Linked DNA regions of Homo sapiens: region 2 is linked to region 1. A link is a contact called in ENCODE Hi-C or POLR2A ChIA-PET data. All regions are on one chromosome and are shown on one strand. Each heading gives the region's core, a stretch centred on a gene start or an enhancer-like site at or near the end of the contact. The rest is flanking DNA. Distances are from core to core; before and after follow the strand shown. Region 1 has its middle 240 kb from the start of RPS4Y2. Region 2 overlaps LOC107987346 (a long non-coding RNA gene).

Region 1 (4,720 bases), core at 1,253-3,752:
CTGGGTTAAGATTATAGAATCCTCACTGGACTGAGCTGGGTTTAGAAATGAGACACTATTTCAACCGTGGCTGGATGTTTATATGTGTTGGTGAAAATTCAAGCTGCATTCACCTGTGAGACTCAGAGCTTCACTAGTGGGCCCTGCAGTGTGTGAATGTAACTATTCTAATGGTTGGTGGGGTGTTCAAAAGAAAAACATAATTTCTGTAACATCTTATGGCTTAATGTGATATTAAGCATATATCATATTGTAGTAAAAAATGGTAATGCTCTATAACCTCCATGCAAATAGGAAACCTAGAATCTTACTTATTTCCTTAAGCCCAGTTATGAGACAGTATCTCTCCTACTGGCTGTTCGGAGGGATGGGAGTCATCATTACATTTGTGAGCTGCACAGAGGTATATGTCACAATTCACCTCTGTGTTTGGAGGGAATTGTCGTGACAGTCACATCACCTGGGCACCGAACCACAGATATGTAAAAATCTTCCCTTGGAACAGGAATTAAAAGAAATTAAAGAATGTGTAAGCAGAAACTCAGTTGTGTGTAAGAAAACCAAATTCCCCCTAAGAAAGAAAAAGAGCTGGAGTCATTTAAAAATTAAGTGCCTGATTTTCTGTGGCTAGTGTGCCTTATTTCTCCTCTTTTCCCAGGCATGCTGAAGATCCTATGTCTCTAGCTGTGCAGCTGCAAGGTCACTAGACAGATAAACTCAAGTCATAAAACGTGTTTTTTTCTTGAAAAGTAAGAAATTACGTAATGCATGTCTCAATTAATTAAATAACTGTATTTGTTTCTGGCTTTTGTAATATGATTCCCCCTCCACAGATCTCCCCCTGCCCCCAGCCCCACAAAGTGCTTAAAAGGTATCTTAACTCTGTTCAGGGCTCAGTCTTTTGGATGTTTATTCTACTGGGCCAGTGTACTTAAATAATAAATATCCTCCTGAACCCGATCAGTCTCTCTGATTCCTTCTCAATCCCATAACATTTCTGGGGGCTTATGCAAGATCGGAGGTGACAGATTTACTGTCTCCTTTGCCTGCAAGACTAGGACCATTGGGCTGAGGGAGACCTGGCATCCAAAGCACACTGTTAGGGAGTTTCACTCAAATAGAGACTGGCTCTTCCAACATCCTTGTGGCCTGCCCAGCAGTGCAATGAAACCTGGGATGGGGCTGCAGGATGATACCGGCACTTCAGTAACTGTGGTAAGGCATAAGAGCCCAAGGCAGGAAAGCCCATCACATAGGAATGAATGGGAGCTTGATCACCTCTTGGGAACTGGCCAACCCAGAGTGACTGGGGGTGTCAGGAGTGGCCTGACAATTTGGATGAGCCTCATATCCCCATTAACAAAATGAAAGGGAGAAAATGTGCCAATACAGTGGCAAGAGCAGCAAGATAGAGCTTGCTGGCAGGGTGGCAAGAGTGGCTTGCCACCTCAACTGAGAGTGTGTGGGTGCATGTGAACCTACCCAGGACATGAGAGAGGGTTGTTTCATCCAATGAGGAGTCCTCGGGTAGGAGTGGTGTGTGTATGTATGTAAATGTGGGAACCTAACTAGTCTCACCCAAGACATGAGAGAGAGTTGTTTCATCCAATGAGGAGTCCTGGGGCATGGGAGGTGTGTGAAAGTGTGTGAAAGAGATGGTCTTGGGAGAGGACAATGTGGGGAAAGATGTGGGGAGACACAGGTCCCTTAGCATGGGCTTTGTGCTCCAAGGTGAGTGCAGGGGAAATCAGACTTGGATATTGCATAGGGCTGATAGGACCAGCTTTGCAGCCATAGCAGGCTGTAACAGAGGAAGACACGTTCCTGGCTAAGGAGCATCTGAAACTCCCATAATAGGACCCAGTCTTATGGACCCAAGAGTAAAAGTGAGGGTGAAAGTGCAACCCAAGGGAGGAAATGGGAGGGAAAGCATTGAAACTAACTCCTTTGGAGTGCATGATAAAGAATTTTAAAAAAGGATTTAGAGGTAATTGTAGGATGAAACTGGATGTTCAAAAGTTAAGGACATACTTTGAATTAGAATAGCCCTCTTTTAGTGTCAGAGGGCTGGCCAAAAGCACTACAGAGAAATTGGCTGCATGTTGTAAGGTGGTGACTAAGGTCAGAGGACAGCCAGGGCATTCAGACCTGGTCTTTATATTGACTCATATCTAAATGAATGCAGCCCTGCCTAGCAGTTTATTGTAGAATGCTCACTGCTCTCTCTTGCTGAGAGAGAAATCAGCTGCACTGGCTGTGAAAGAGAAAGTCACAGACACTTATAGCACTGCCTAGCCAAAGTGAAAGTAAAAATCAGCTGCCCTGGAAGGTATAGAGACAAAAGAAAAGTCTCAGGAAAGGCAGAAAAAACAGTTTTGCAAGAACCAAAGGAGGGAATAGAGACCCCTCCTCCCTACATTCCAATCTACCTCCCTTCACCAAGGCTAACTGCCCCTAAGGAGTTAAGTTCAAATGGATACACACTCCTAGTCTCACCTGAGAAGGAGAAATCAGAGCTCCAGGAAGTTAACATGAAAGGCTTGAAAAGGCAGGCAGGCAATCTTAGTCCCTGTCGTGCCCAAGTCATGCTTATGCCTCTTAAGAGGACAAGAGGACACCCATTATGACCCAAATGATGCAGTCCAGCTTCAGCACCTGCAAAGATGCCAAGAAACATTTCTGCAAAGGATAAAACATAATAAAAGAAAAAGTCAACCAATGTAAAAAATCTCAGAGGTGCTCCAGGGGCAGATAAAAGCACCAACCAGTTTTATAAAATACTGTGTGAGGCATTTAGTTGTACTCTCCATTTAACCCTAAGTCCGCTGAAAATCAGTTTATGGTGAGTACAGCATTTGCAAGGCAGGCCCAGGGAGATACCAGGCATAAATTTCAGAACTTGGAAGCTCCATAGGCATGAATGCTACTAAGCTTATTAAAGTGGCTACCAAGGTGTATGTTAACTGAGATCAGGAGTCATGGACGTGGGCGTGAATGCAGTCATGAACAAGGCCTGTCTGGACAGGGGTTTAAAAGCTAGCTGAGGCTAAAGAAAAATTAATGTGCATGGTGCAAAAGGAAAGGACACAGGAAGAATAAATTTCAAAAGAATAAGAAGAATGGTCTGGGCCCTGGTATAAAAACACCACCGGCTGAGGGCTACTGCACCCAGGAGAAACCCAAGACCCCCTGCACCTGCTGTGGTAGGCAGGGTATATAATGTCAGGAAAAAAGCTCAAATCTACTCTAAAAGTGTCCAGTATTCAAGCTTTTATACAAGTCAAAAAGAAAGATGGCTTAGTAGTGAACAAATGCAGGCTGTTTGTGCACTTTCCTATTCTAATCTCCAGGCATCAATCAAGAGAGTTCTTAAGGTCAGTAAGGTTCTGCCATATTTAGATCCCAAATTTCTTGCTCATGGTTAAAACATTATATGAAGCAACAAAGAGGAAGAAAAAAGGAGCCCCTCCTCTAGGAGACCAACCAGGAGAAGACTTTTAAAGAAATCAAAAAAGCCTTGACACAGTCCCCAGCTTTAGGACTGCCAGATCTAACTAAGCTTTTCTTGTATGCCCACAAGTGAAAGGGAGGCCATAGAGATTCTAACTCAAGCCATAAAGTCATGGCATTACCCAGTGACATGCCTACCCAGGCAATTAGATTCTGTGGCACTTGGTTGGCCTCCTTGTTTTAAGCACTAGCTGCCACTGCCCTACTGTTACAAGAAGCTAATAAACTGACTTTAGAGACTGTGAACACCCTAAACCTGGCTACCTTGCTCCTCATCAAGTCAGTGCCAGGAGGCCCCCTTCATTGCTGTTTGGACATGGTAGATAAAGTGTTCTCAAGCCAGAGAGATTTAACAGATCGGCCCCTAATGGACCCAGATATTGAACATTTTACTGATAAAAGCAGTTTCATACTAAAGGTAGTCTGCCAAGCTGGGTACACAGTGGTGACTTTAGACTCAGTAGTAAAAGTGCAGTCTTTGCTTACAGAAATTTCTGTTTCAAAAGCAGAAATAATGGCTCTGACAAGAGATCCTAGAACAAGAACATAAGACAAATATTTACACAGATTCCAAGTATGCTTCTGCCACTTTGCATCTTCATGAGGCTATTTACAAAGAAAGAAAGAAAGATTTTTAATGGCTGGAAGTAAAGAAATAAAGTTCAAGGAAGAAATTCTATAGCTCTAAGATGCTGTAGGGGTCTCAATACAGATGTCAGTGATGCACTGCAAGAGGTACCAAAAAGCAAAAACACTAAAGGCTAAAGAAAATAGAAAGACAGTCAAAGAAGCAAACCAGGCTGCAATGACAACTCTACCTTCTAAAGAGGAAGCCTTAGTTATGCCTCTCCTCCTGGAGATTCTTCTCCTAGAGATCCCAAGCTACTCTCCAAATGAAAGGGCTTGGTTTGCCTGGAAAAATAAGAACTACATTGAAGAAGAGTGGTAAAAATTCCCCAATAGGAGGCTAGCCATACCTGAAATGGCGGCCCCCAGATTTGTAAAACAGTTCAACCAAGGAATTTACATGGAAAAAAAAATTAAAGACATTATTAAGGCATCATTTCTATGTGTCATGGCTCACTGCTATTACTCGAGCCATTTGTAAACAAACAGTGTTTAACTTGCACTCAAAACAATCCATGACAAAGGCCTACTTGGTCTACAGGAGTTCAGGAAACAGGAGCCATGCCCCGTAAGAAAACTGTTT
Region 2 (4,720 bases), core at 1,332-3,831, 250 kb after region 1:
TAGTCTTGGGAGGGAGTATGTGTCCAGGAATTTATCAATTTCTTTTAGATTTTCTAGTTTATTTGTGTAGAGGTGGTTATAGTATTCCCTGATGGTAGTTTGTATTTCCGTGAGATCAGTGGTGATATCTCCTTTATCATTTTTATTGTGTATATTTGATTCTTCTTTTATTATTTGTTAGTCTAGCTATGAGTCTATTTTGTTAATCTTGAAAAAATCTGGTGTATTCACTGAGTTTTTGAAGGGTTTTTTGTGTCTCTACCTTCTTCAATCCTGCTTTGATTTTACCTATTTCTTACTTCTTGTAGCTTTTGAATGTGTTTGCTCTTGCTTCTCTAATTCTTTTAATTATGATACTAAGTTGTCAATTTTGGACTTTTTTTGCTTTCTGACATGGGCAGTTAGTGGTATAAATTTCTCCCTTAACACTGCATTAGTTGCGTCCCAGAGAATCTGGTAAATTGTTTCTTTGTTCTCATTGATTTCAGAGAACTTCTTCATTTCTGCATTAATTTTATTTACCCTGTAGTCACTCAGGAACAGGTTGTTCAGTTTCCATGTAGTTGGTGGTTTTGAGTGAGTTTCTCAATCCTGAGTTCTAATTTGATTGCTTTATGGTCTGAGAGACTGCTTGTTATGTTTTCAATTCTTCTGCGTTTGTTGAGGAGTGTTTTACTTCCAATTATGTGGTCGATTTTAGTATAAGTGCTATGTAGTGCTGAGAAGAATGTATATTATGTTGATTTGGGACAGAGAGCTCTGTAGATGTCTATTAGATCTGCTTTGTCCAGAGCTGAGTTCGTGGGTTAAGTATTCTTGTTAATTTTCTGTTTCATTGAACTCTGTAATATTGACAATGGTGTGTTAAGGTCTCCCACTATTATTATGTGGGAGTTTCAGTATTTTTGTAGATTTCTAAGAACTTATTTGATGAATCTGAGTGCTCCTGTAATAGGTGCATGTATATTTAGAATAGTTAATATTTCTCATTGCCTTGATCTCTTTACCATTATGTAATGCCATTCTTTGTCTTTTTTGATCTTTGGTGTTTTAAGGTCTTTTTTCTCAGAGACTGTGATTGCAACCCCTTTTTTTCTTTTGATTTGCTTGGTAAATATTCCTCCATCCCTTTATTTTGAACCCATGTGTGTCTTTGCACATGAGATCGGTCTCCTGAACACAGCACACTGATGGGTCTTGACTCTATATAATTTGCCAGTCTTTGTCCTTCAATTGGAGAATTTTGCCCATTAACATTTAAGATTAATACTGTTATGTTTGAATTTGATCCTTTCAACATATGATCCCTTATTTTGAACATTAGTTGACGTGGTTTCTCCACAGCATCAACGGTCTTTACAATTTGGCATGGTACCGGTTGTTTCCTTCCATGTTTAATGCTTCCTTCAGGAGCGCTTGAAAGGCAGGCATAGTGGTGACAAAATCTGTAAGCATTTGCTTGTCTGTAAAGGATTTTATTTCTCCTTCACTTGTGAAGCTTAGTTTGGCTGGATATGAAATTCTGGGTTGAAAATGCTTTTCTTTAAGAATGTTGAATATTGGCCCCCACTCTCCTCTGGCTTATAGGGTTTCTGCTGAGAGATCTGCTGTTAGTTGTACAGGCTTCCCTTTACAGTTGTACAGAACTTCCCTTCCCTTTATAGTTGTACAGGCTGTCCCTTCCCTTTATAGGTAACTCGACCTTTCTCTCTGGCTGCCCTTAACACTTTTTCCTTCATTTCAACCTTAGTGGATCTGACAATTATATGTCTTGGGGTTGCTCTTCTTGAGGAGTATCTTAGTGGTGTTCCAGTTCCTGAATTTGAATGTTGGCCTTTTTTGCTAGGTTGGGGAAGTTCTTCTGGATAGTATACTGAAGTGTGTTTTTCAACTTGTTATCATTCTCCTCAACACTTTCCCATACACCAATCAATCACAGGTGTGGTCTTTTCCAATAGCCCCATATTTCTTGGAGGTTTTGTTCATTTGTAGTGGGAAATCAGAGAACCAGAGAGACCAATCGGGTCACAGAAGGATTTATTATTTAGGGTGTACCCCAACTCTGTGGACTAGCATCCAGAAAAAGTGTGAGCACCAAACAAACAAGGCAAGTGCCTTTTATGCATCTTAAGGCAGGCAGTACACGAGGCAGGAAGCAGGCTTACAGAAGTGAGAACAAAAAGCAGTCAGTCACATTATGACGTGTCTTACATCTTTGGAAAAACATGTTTTGCAGCTAGTGCTTATCTATCTTGTGACCTTTCAGTTGTTCAGCAGAAAAACAGGAACTTAACAGAACTTACAAAATATGCAGAGGGTAGATTATGGATAACGTTTCACAGAGAAGCAGTTAGTATTCTTTCTTAACTCCTACTTCAGTGGTGGGGGGCTACTTGAGGCCTATTTTATTCTAACTCTAACAACAATTTTTATGCAAGTTTTAACTTTCCTTTAATTCTGTACTTCATTTCCCCCTTTGATGCTTTTTATGAATGAATTTTTAATAGAAAGCACCACTATCATCTATTTCTCAATGGGATGGCACACTTTCTTCTCTAGATAGAGGATAGTGTTTACTTAAAGCCATCATTTGGGTGGTGGTTTGCCTTGTCACAATTGCTTTTATACTTGACTGAATGCTTCTGATCAAAAGAGGCAGGAGAGAAGGGAGTATTAGACACCCACTTAAGATAACTACAAAGCAGTCTGTTATGGTTTTAAATCCACAAAAAGATGAAAAACATCCTCCGAAGAAGGAGTCTGGAGACCAGCCTTTCCTGATTTGCACTGGAACATGAGCCAGCTTTCACATCTTTGCAGTAATCTTTATGACAAGTTGTTCATTATCATCAATTTCCAGACATTTGTTAAACTGAACTTCCCACATACTGTCCTTTCTGAGGCCAGGAGTTAATCTAGTACCAACCTATTTTGATAAATAGTTTATCTCCTCTGTGTGGCTTGCACGGCCACCAAACCTAAAGCCCTTGATGTTTCCTTGGTTATAATTTCAAGAACAGCTTGTAACCTTATGACATGGCTGATCATGTAAATGAGGGTATGATATCCCCACATTCCATCTTCTGCCCAGGTGGCTTGCCCATAGTATTTAATAATTCTTTCAGGAGGCCATTCATTACATTTCCAGTATCATATATCTATATCCTTTTTGAAGTTTGTTCTATTTTTGAGACTAACAACAAAATAAAATAACCTCCTGGTTCATTTTTATTCTCATCATAAACTGTATACCCTGAAGTCTCACCCTGCTTTAGGGGGGTTAAGAAAGAGAAAGGCCTAATTATTTTTAATACATTGGCCCCTGACCACTTAGGCAGCAGTTTCTGATATGCCTATGTTCCACAGATGCAATGGAGGCCAGAGGGTACTTGCCAAGAATTTGGATCCTCAAGCTGATACCAAGAATGGTGCGAGGTGGGAAACTGAGAAAAGGGGTTAAAATTAGATAAGGAGGAATCATTTTTTGTACTCCTCCATGGAATTTTCCTTCAGTTCTATTATAATATTTTTGCCCTAAGCAAGTTAATTATCCTACTACATCTGTAAATGCTTCTCCTCAATGGATGATACAGTACCTTCAAATTATGGAGGTATTCAGTATCCACACACTGGCTGAGTCTATTGGTTCATTGGTGGATTTAGGAAGAGTGAAATTATCTTGAGGCATTAATTCTTTTGCCTCCCATGGCCATTGGTCTTCTACATTTGTTCCTCCACAAACATAACAGGAAGTAATTCCTAAACTGCCAGTTATGTTTTCAGCTAGCTGGGCAAATAAGTTTTTGGTTGGAGGAGGTGGCTCAGATACCTTCTGGTTGGAATATTTATAAAATGACATGAAGACTAGAACTGAGGTATTGGCTGTTTTGTTTGTTTTCTTAATAATAAATAGCTAGATTTCCATGGCTGCCTTTTGATCAGCAACTCCTAACATTATGGGATATCCTGTAGTCCATATGAGTTCATTTGGCTTTAAGATAGTAAAATTCACAGTACTACAGGAACATGTTTTCCAATTACAGTGAGGTTTGGCTAGCATTCTGGTAAGTAGAGCCTCCTCTAATGGGTTGTGTAACCATGTTGAGCAGCTCCAGCATCCAATCATCACTAGGTATCTGGCAGAGCAAATGGAGGGTGCACATCCAGTGGTATGACAACTGCTAAGGTAACCTTCAGGGTCAGAGATAATAATTAAGTGAGTGGACACCGTGAAAGTGTGTTGGCAGAGGTTAAGATATAAGGATGTGGCATCTATGCCAAGGGAAAAACCCTTATTTTGATTCAAAAGATCCCCATCTTTTATTTTTGCATGAGACTCAAACTAGAATTCTGTGAGTGGAGTCTTAGGGTCATAACATATATATGGTTTGTTATTTCCTGGGTCATAAATTGAATATGTTATTTGGTCATGTACACAGGTACCCAAATGTGCCCTGGCACACATGTAATGAGTATGATATAGGAGAGTTTTAGTTAAAGTTCTTCCAGACTTTGTGGTATGAGTGCAGTGGGGGCACCATTCCAGGTGCTTTCTCTTTGCCATAGGCAGTGGTAGTAGCAAAATAAAAATAAGGAGTGGTATGTTTACACAAAGTATGGACAAAAAAGGTCCTTTCCTGGGAGGAGGGACTGGCAAAAATTATAGCATAGCAACAGAACAAGTAATATTACTAAGATAGCAACTAAACTTAATACTTCT

What was found. Hi-C counts contacts between places; a loop is a spot of excess contacts on that map. ChIA-PET counts read pairs that join two places held with the same protein, here RNA polymerase II (POLR2A). Pooled maps may share reads with other maps.
Region 2: a loop to region 1 is called in a pooled map, with 4 times the contacts of the local background. The contact joins two enhancer-like sites. A Hi-C loop is called at or near these places in 6 of 37 single-sample maps with no recorded cell type and 6 of 50 pooled maps. POLR2A ChIA-PET finds 5 or more read pairs at or near these places in 2 of 52 experiments (CD4-positive, alpha-beta T cell and activated CD4-positive, alpha-beta T cell).

What each region holds. Positions count from the first base shown.
Region 1 is chrY:20,988,814-20,993,533 of GRCh38, forward strand. No RefSeq gene overlaps it. Among named protein-coding and RNA genes, the nearest start is that of RPS4Y2, 240 kb to the left of the region's middle. Within about 2 kb of position 2,503, at least 2 of the 41 ENCODE cell types and tissues checked have a DNase peak (open chromatin) inside an H3K27ac peak, as active enhancers do.
Region 2 is chrY:21,238,235-21,242,954 of GRCh38, forward strand. The region is part of intron 2 of LOC107987346 (a long non-coding RNA gene); the gene reads left to right. Among named protein-coding and RNA genes, the nearest start is that of PRORY, 210 kb to the right of the region's middle. Within about 2 kb of position 2,582, at least 3 of the 41 ENCODE cell types and tissues checked have a DNase peak (open chromatin) inside an H3K27ac peak, as active enhancers do.